2 separate regions of the Homo sapiens genome follow, and region 1 is linked to region 2. A link is an interaction called in ENCODE POLR2A ChIA-PET data of the cell type or tissue named here. Cell type or tissue: OCI-LY7. All regions are shown on one strand. Each heading gives the region's core, and the rest is flanking DNA. Links, peaks and the distances in the headings are about the cores only. Region 1 overlaps UBE2E2 (ubiquitin conjugating enzyme E2 E2). Region 2 overlaps UBE2E2 (ubiquitin conjugating enzyme E2 E2).

Region 1 (4,405 bases), core at 317-4,316, 170 kb before region 2:
GCACAGATTTCATTTCTGCCATTTATTACTATAGAATAACATAACTCTCCACTTCTCTCATGGCTTTTAAGGTATGTAATAATTAAAAAATACAATCTTCATATAATCTAGAGATGTGAAAAATTAGATTTGTGAGCACCTGTAATCCCAGTTACTTGGGAGCCTGAGACAGAAGGATTGCATGAGATCAGGAGTTTGAGACTAGCATGGGCAACACAGGCCCTATCTCAAAAAAATAAATAATTAAAACAAAATATTAGAATTATAAATGGCCGAAAATAATTTAATTCAGCACTCCCTAAAGGTAAGAGGCAGTAAGTTTCTTCTTGAAAGTCTCAGCAGATTTGTATACTGTGGTGTAGTTAGCAGGCTGGTGTTTTCAGTAGGAAGATAATGATTTTTAATTGGCTCATCACTGCAGTTTCATCCCGAAAGGGGAGACATGAATTTAGAGCCAATATTAACAGGTGATAATTAAATTACGAGTTCTGCATGCTTTATGTCCTAGATTAAGGCAAGGTGAGGCCACTGAGGCCATTAACTATAATAATTGGAGTCTATAACCTGCCTAAGTAGCATTTTATAGTATATTAGCAATAGTTGGTTAGTATTAAGTCTGAAAATAGTTTTCTTACTAAAACTTGTTTTATTTATTCAATTTTATACCTATACATTTAAATTTGAAGAATAATTTACATAATCTGTCTTTTAAAAAAGGTAAATAATAAATGTGAAACACTTATCTCCTAAAACCAATATCTCTGTTTTTAATCATTATTTGTTTTCTACATTTAACATGATTTTAAAACAATGTTCAAAATGAAGGCCCATGATTGGTTCTTTAATTTAAAAGAGCTGGGAATACGACAAATTTAAACATGTAATTTTATTAAGCTGAAATTCCTAATTGAAACGTTTAAGTATTCTATTATAAAGATTTTATACCATTATATTTTGACTTAATATTTTAAAATATTAGGTGGTTATTTCACATCCATTGTGTGGGCAGTGCTATTAAGCATCCTGTAGGAATTATATCATAGTAACAAGAATCCCTGACAAAAGAGGTTTTTTGTTTTGATTTTTAGAACATTTAATAAACATTTGCATTTACGATATTTTTAAACACCATCACTATCATTTTAACTTTACTTAATGACATATGTTTACATTTGGGGCTTTTGTTACACAATTCCCATGGACTGAGAAGTCCATTTTTGTTATGTGTATAGTGACCATATAATTTACCATCCAAACTTCTGGGGAATAAAAGGGGAAGCAATTTACTAACAACAATTATGCCAGGATGGTGACATACATCCAGTACAAGCCAGGATGTATGTCACCCTAGCATAAGAGTAGACTATTATAATATTAAAATACAATACCTGGGTTATTACACTCCCCATTCACCTAAGCAAGGCATCTCTGGAGAAATGCCTTCAGAATCTGTTTGAGCTAACAGGAATGCAAGTCTCCCTGCTATACATAGTGAAATCTCGGTCTCCCTCAACTTAACTGGAAGTGTTTTCCATGGCTGTTGTTTTCACTTTGGTGTCTTAGGCACCAAGCAGAGTGTCTTTGGCACCTGGAGATGAAACTAGTGGAATCTTGAACTACAGACCAGGAGAGGAGTGTGCTGGAGCTGTACAAAGCAGTGGCTGGAAATGAATGGAATTGGAGGCTGTGGAATGGGAAGCTAGGCTTTCCTTCCTGCTTACCCCACAGGACAGTGAGTGTCTCATTATTCCTTTTCATATAGTATCTCCAGAATTTGAGCCAGCCGTCCTTCCTTTCCATTTCCACCAACCTGGTGTTTTACTTAGAACCCACTCAGAGAAAGATAAAGACCACTCATAAGAGTAGTGAGTCTTTAAGTTCACTAGGATTCTACAAAGCACTGTTCAGGGGAGACAGTTTCCATGGGGAGTTGAGGAGGAAGGGTCTGGAGTTTAGAGGCCCCTCTTTAATTACCCATGACTTCCTATCCTGCTGTAGAAGACTGCTTTGAATAGGAAGGTCCCAGCATTTATAAGATAAAAGGTCCAAGAAGGGAGTAGAGGGATCAATGAGAGGGGGCACATTGAAATAAGAATAGTGGATGTGGTCTCAGTCATAACAGATTCTAAAATTTTAATGTGGGAGAGACAAAAGAAGTACTTCTGGTCCAATAAGTCTCTGTCCATGGCTAGCTACAAGCACAACAGTCACAGAGATGCCCCTCTAAATGGACATAAAATGTATAATTAATCCATATCTATATAGTTCTTATATATTTTAAACTGGTCTATAATCTTAACGGAAAAATAACAGCATGAGTAGGCTTAATTTTTCTCTTGTTTAATGATTTTCACAGCAATGCCTCTATTCAAGAAAAAAAAGAAAAGCAGCTTCACATTATCTTTAAATGTGCTTCTATTGTATGCTTATCTGTACTACAGTCTTTCACTGTACAGACCCCATGGTGCATGCACAATCTTTAAAATGGAGAATCCATGTAAGGAAGTTAAATGAGAAAAGAAAAAAATTCAAAACAGAATACAAATAGCAAGGTTAAATTGAGTGCTGCTAACCCCCTGCTGACACCAACTAATAGTGCAGAGGCAACAGCAGGAATCTGAAACAGAGGTCAGTGTTGGGAAATTTCAGCTCATGACAGTTATAAGTGAAATAAATTGGCTAGTTTTTCTTCCAGTGGTATCACTTTAAAGAATATTTTTAAAGTAACATTAAAGATGATACTAGACGTATATCCAGTACACTTAGTAAACAAAACAGAAATTTTTTAAAAATCCCAGTCTGAAGTACCCATTAGGAGTGTGCTTTTTCCTGCATTAAGAATTGAGATATAATTTACATACAGCAAAATGTATAAACATTAAGTTTTATTTATATTTTATACAGCTCAATGACTTTTTTCTTTTTTGTTTTTTTGAGGCGGAGTCTCACTCGTAACCCAGGCTGGAGTGCAGTGGCGTGATCTCGGCTCACTGCAACCTCCATTTCCAGGGTTCAAGCGATTCTCCTGCCTCAGCCTCCTGAGTAGCTGGGATTACAGGTGTCCACCACCACAGCCGGCTAATTTTTATATTTTTAGTAGAGACAGGATTTCACCATGTTGGGCAGGCTGGTCTTGAACTCCTGACCTCAAATGATCCACCCGCCTTGGCCTCCCAAAGTGCTGGGATTACAGACATAAGCCACGGTGCCCAGTCTCAATGACTTTTAAGACAGAAATACACCCATGTAATCAGCACTTAGATCAAAGCAATAAACATTATCGCAACCAAAGACATTCCCTTCCTGCCTCCCAAAACTATCTCTATTATTATTCAGAAGGTTTCATTCTCTAGTTATTCTCAATTAACTTCAAATTTTATATATACTACTGTAACTTTTGAAAATTGCTGGCTTAGTGAGTCTCCCTCCCACCCCAGCACCTATCCCCAATATATTTCTAACAAAAATGCTCTTGTTTTTCAGCTGTGTTCCCTCATATACCTCTTAAATACAAAGCCACTCTTATTTCAAGGATGTCAATAATTAAATAACAATAAAATACCTCGCTTGGTAGAAAACATGCTACTTTGAAAATATATTTAATTCAGAGACTATAAAGAACCAATCAGTGACACTGAGTGAGAAAACATAAAATATCCACAATGCTGCAGGGTATGGGTATTTAATAACTCAAAAACATCTATTAAAAATATGTTAACAGGCTGGACAGGGTGGCTCACACCTGTAATCTCAGCATTTTGGGAGGCTGAGGTGGGAGGATTACCTGAGGTCTGGAGTTCAAGACCAGCCTGGGCAACACAGTGAGACTACCATCTCTACAAAAAATTTAAAAATTAGCCAGGTGCGGTGGCATGCAGCTGTACTCCTAGCTACTTGGGATGCTGAAATGGGAGGATCACTTGAGCCCAGGAGGTTTAGGCTGCAGTGAGCCATGATTGTGTCACTGCACTCAAGCCTAGGCAATGGAGCAAAACCCCATTTCTATTAAAAAAATTTTTTAAAATAAAAAAGTACACAATTGGTTATAGATTCTATTATTTATTAAAATGTTAGTTACTCAGACTCTAACTACTACCCAATCTTTTAAACGTTTTCAAGTTTTATAAGCAACAGCCTCATTTTTCTTTTCTGCTTTTACTTCTACTCTCTTCCCATTTCAGAAGAAAGCTACACTCAAGTCTACCTTCCATTTGTTTATCACCTTCCTCCTGGGATCTTCCATTGAGGTGTCCTTTGATAGCCTTCATCTACAGAACACAACATATCCTCTCTTTTTCTATTCAAATGAATCCAGGAGATCTAGCTCCACCACTGGTGGAACTTATGATCTCCTCCATCTCCTTCACAGGTCCTTAAATAACAAAACACAATTCTCACAGTTCCT
Region 2 (4,405 bases), core at 250-4,249:
AAACGAGATCATCTTGAAGGGAAAAGAAAAATCCATGAAGTTCACGGCCGACATCCCAGAAAAAATGATTAAATGCAAGAGAAAAATAGAACTTAAGATGATAAATTGATACCAACAATAAAAAGGTTATAATAACTGAAGTACCTTTTAGCACTAGTTGACAATTTAGCAGCGGTTTTGCTGGATATTTTTCCCTCCTTTTTCTTGGGCTGAACTTGTTCTCTTTCTGGTTCTTGCTGAACACTTTCACGTTGATCTCCATCGGAACTTCCTCCACTAGTGCTTGGACTGTCATCAACTCTTTGTGCCTCAGTGGACATTTTAGATCCTGGATTAAAGAATCAAAAATCATTTATTTAGCTGTACTACAGTAAGCTACCTCCAGAACACAGAGAATGAGCCTCAAAGTAAAACAAGTAAATCTCAATATAAAATGGATTAAATTGGTCATTTACAAAACAATGCAGCTTTGGGAGTTGCTAAAACTTTTCCTTCATCCATTCAAAATGTATTCTAAAATGAAAACATACAAAATTTATACATGAAATGTTCATAGCAACATTATTCATAATAATCAAAACTGGAAACAACTCAAATATCCACTAACAAATGAATGGATGAACAAAATATAGTAGTATATTCACATAATGTACTGTTAGCCATAAAAAAGAATGAAGTACTGTGTCTACATGCTACAAAATGGATGAACCTTGAAACATTCTGGTAAGTGAAAGAAGCCAGCCACAAAGGACCACAAACTGTTTGACTATTTATATGAAATGTCCTGAACAGGCAAATCCATAAACATAAAATTCAGTAGTGAACCTCACGCCTGTAATCCCCAATGTTTTGGGAAGCTCAGGGAGCACCAGCCTGGGCAACGTAGTGGGACTCGATCTCTACAAAAAATAAAAATATGATTGATACCACTGCATTCCAGCCTGAGTGACAGAGCAAGACCCTGTCTCAAAAAAAAAATTAATAAAAAAATAAAATGGGTAAGTGGTTGCCAGGGAGTGAGGGGAGAGTAGTGAAGAGTGACGGCTAATGGGTATGATGCTTCCCTGTGCGGTGATAAAAATGTTCTTAAATTAGATAATTATAATCTTGCACAATTCTAATAATAAATATTCTAAGAACTACAGAGTTGTACATTTTTAAAGGGTAAATTTTATAGTATGTGAATTATATATCAATAATGCTGTTACAGAAAATAAGACAAAAATGATTAAGGGTCTACTCTCTACCAGGCGCTGTGCTAAGCCCTTTGGTCCCACAACTGTGAAAAACCTCGACTAGCCAACTTGCTAAGTACAAAAACGAAGGTTAGTACAAATACTTGTGGGAACACAAAAATGGGACGACACTTTCAAATCCCTATTCAATCAATACATCCTCAGGGCTGGGCTAAGGTTAAAATTCTCCAAACTAGTAAGTGGTTTTAAGTAACCTTTGTGATAACAGAAGAACACAGAGGCCTGCATGACTGCATGATTCTAAATAAAAATTGAACCATATGACAGCATTCAGCTATATACTAAAGCAACCATATTTCACAAGAGATGAAGACACTGAAGATTTTTTTTTTTTTCCCCACATTCTGGCTAAAATATCCCTCAAGGCTTTCAAATTCCCTTTGCTCTGAGTTCAGGCCCCCCAAGCAGTTCTGATTACCAACTCAATTTCCTCAATACCTTGATATTTAGGTAGCTGTTATAATCTAGACAGCAGACACAAACAATTCCAGTAAGTGAAAAGGAGTATCTCTCCTCAACTGTCATTCTATCATAATCAATTTCTGAGTTTGATGACTATGAATACATCCCTTATGAGCTGACTAGCTTAAAGTGTTCTGACAAATCCAGAACTGAACCAACAAAACTCATGCCCAGACTCTAAAAGGCCTTGTGCTCCCCATGGTTTTGTCACCTAATAATCACTTTCAGCACTGTATAGCTATCTTCTCAGACACCTTTTTAAAAACAAAATACCTATACTTAATAAGTACCATTAACAGCAAAAAATATATCTTTAAAAATTATAGGTACACTGAACAAATTCCTTTTGAAATGGATCCTTTTGATTACTCTTAATCAAATTACAACTTGAAATAAAACTGTTTCTGATATGATCAAGAATAAGAACAGGTAAAGATACCTCAAATAAAGCAAAATTTTTTAATTACTATAACTTAGTCCAAATGGATAGCTATTTGACACTGATGAAAATTCATCATCACTAAAGATTTAACTTGTAGCTTGCTCTAAGCCAAAGCAATGTTGTAACACCGATCTTTAATGGACTGAAATTTTTGTAAGACAAACCAAAAAGCACTGCAAAAGAATGGAAGCATCAGGAAGCACAGAGCCACAAAGAGTCAACAGAAAATAGTGAATCCTTTCACTGACACACCACACACACCACCACCAGCACCCCTTCAACCCCAACAGCTCCCCATGCCAAACAGAAACAGATCTGCCCCAACAGCTCTGAAACATACTAACGGAAAAGCTGACTACTTTTCTACCTATTCTGTAAATGAAGAGCACCAGTCTCCACAGCTGTGACATCTTTTATGAGCACTAAAGTCACTTAATAGAACACTGAAATTTTATATCAGTATGTTTCACATCTAGCTCTAAAAGTCGTAACATATTTCTTGCTTTTTTTCATTTTTATTTCACTCTAAATTCTCATTCTTGGATTTAATATTTTTTTTCACCTTCTTTCAGTTAAAATATATCAGAAGTTTAAAATCTTGTAAGTATGTACATAATGGCATATCAGATAGGGCGGCATGCATGAGAGTGAAAAAGAGAACAATCCTCAGGGAAAGGTGCTCAGATATAGCAAAATGCTGCCAGCAATACCTTAAGAAATGTGAAATGAGTGAGAAATCATTTTATACATTTTAAAACAGGAGCAATCCATTCCATGACAAATATATGGGTACCTCAATGAAATAATATTCTCTATACTGAGGATGCAGCTTCAGCGTAATAAACTATGATTTAATAAACTATGCTGAGAGTTTCAGTTGTGTATAACATTAGTTATAAAGCCACACATTCTTCTCAATATTCTTATTTATGTGCATTTACATACTATCGAATGCCATAGTTATATAATTACTTAAAAAGATTACTCAATGATGTGATCTGAGCCATAATCTGAAACTCAAATTTCTACTGCCGAATATTAGAGGAAGATTAAAATAAAAATTAGTCTCACCAGAGAACTAATAAAAATACTATTAGAAATTCCCCAACAGAGGTGTAATTTCTGGTTTCACATTAAGGAAAAGAATTATTCCCACTTTTGAGTTAAGACATATTTCATCCAAATGTTAACCTACAAATGATAAGTCCATCTGAGGCCATTGATAACCACTATAGGAACTTTTAGAAATAAAGTTTTCACATCTCTTTTTCAAATATCAATAATAAAAGGAATTTCTCCTGGGTTTGTTTTTTGAATGCTTGATTACAGAAAAAGTATAGAAAAAAATTATTGTACCACTCAGGTGCAACGAATTTTTATGAAGAAAAAGTAGTCTATGAATCAATTTAATTAGTCGTAAGTGTAAACTTGATGTCTTGTCTCTCTGAAGTACAAATGAATAAAAATTCCTGAATTAAAATCCTTTAAACATTATCTTCTAAATTAGCATTTTAAAATTAATTCCTAAATAGCTAATCTGATCCGATTATCTCATCTACAGGGAAGATAAACTTAAATCCCAGGGTTATAAACAAACAGCTACTCTCCAATGATACTTTCAAAGATATTGAGAGAGATAAATACGCTTACTTCATAACTCAAAGTAAAATTTAATTTTTAACCATAAAATAAGTAGTCCTTCCTAAAACTATATTAAGAGGCTTACATATTGTTACTTCTTCAACACAAACTGTCTAAGCTTGTATTAGCTATGTACCCTATGTTGTAATTACAGTCCTGGAAATTAGCAACATACAGTGAATGAAACTCACATGTTCCATAAAAATGAAATGATTTGGCTTGAAATATTACTGACTACATAAAGGCAACTATAGTCATTCCATAAATCCAGCCTACTACCCAGGTAAGCCTTATAACAGTATCTACTAGTATAAAACTGCAAAACCAAGTGTTCATTTAAGCTTTTATAACAGGAAAGCGTTTAATTCTGTCATATATGTCTTGCTGTCTTCCTACTCATGTTTCTAAACTTTTCTAAAATGTAAAATAAATATATAGTATATGCACACAGCAATATCCAGCTTTAAATTTAACTGCAAAGACATTTATGCAGAAAATAACAGTGGAACACCTGATTTGGGGGTAAAAGGTGCTGCAGGGGAAAGAGAATGGGGTATGGCATTATATGAAAACACTCTATTTCAGCGTCAGCCCACATACAGAA

Evidence for each region. ChIA-PET counts read pairs that join two places held together with the same protein. Peaks named below come from ENCODE experiments on the same cell type or tissue, not always from the same donor. Only the 100,000 strongest peaks of a DNase experiment are listed, where the experiment ranks them.
Region 1: POLR2A ChIA-PET joins it to region 2 with 5 read pairs; 2 of 35 experiments call an interaction of 5 or more read pairs at or near these places.

Annotation. Positions count from the first base shown.
Region 1 is chr3:23,370,646-23,375,050 of GRCh38, reverse strand. The region is part of intron 3 of UBE2E2 (ubiquitin conjugating enzyme E2 E2); the gene reads right to left. Among named protein-coding and RNA genes, the nearest start is that of UBE2E2, 170 kb to the right of the region's middle. In OCI-LY7, for the core only: CTCF peaks have their summits at 2,404, 2,606 and 4,117; no DNase peak of the experiment used is centred there; H3K27ac peaks cover 766 bases.
Region 2 is chr3:23,204,615-23,209,019 of GRCh38, reverse strand. UBE2E2 (ubiquitin conjugating enzyme E2 E2) reads right to left here. Exons shown (of 6, transcript NM_152653.4): 2 at 145-328. The coding sequence starts at 320. Among named protein-coding and RNA genes, the nearest start is that of UBE2E2, 3.5 kb to the right of the region's middle. In OCI-LY7, for the core only: no CTCF peak of the experiment used is centred there; no DNase peak of the experiment used is centred there; H3K4me3 peaks cover 1,971 bases.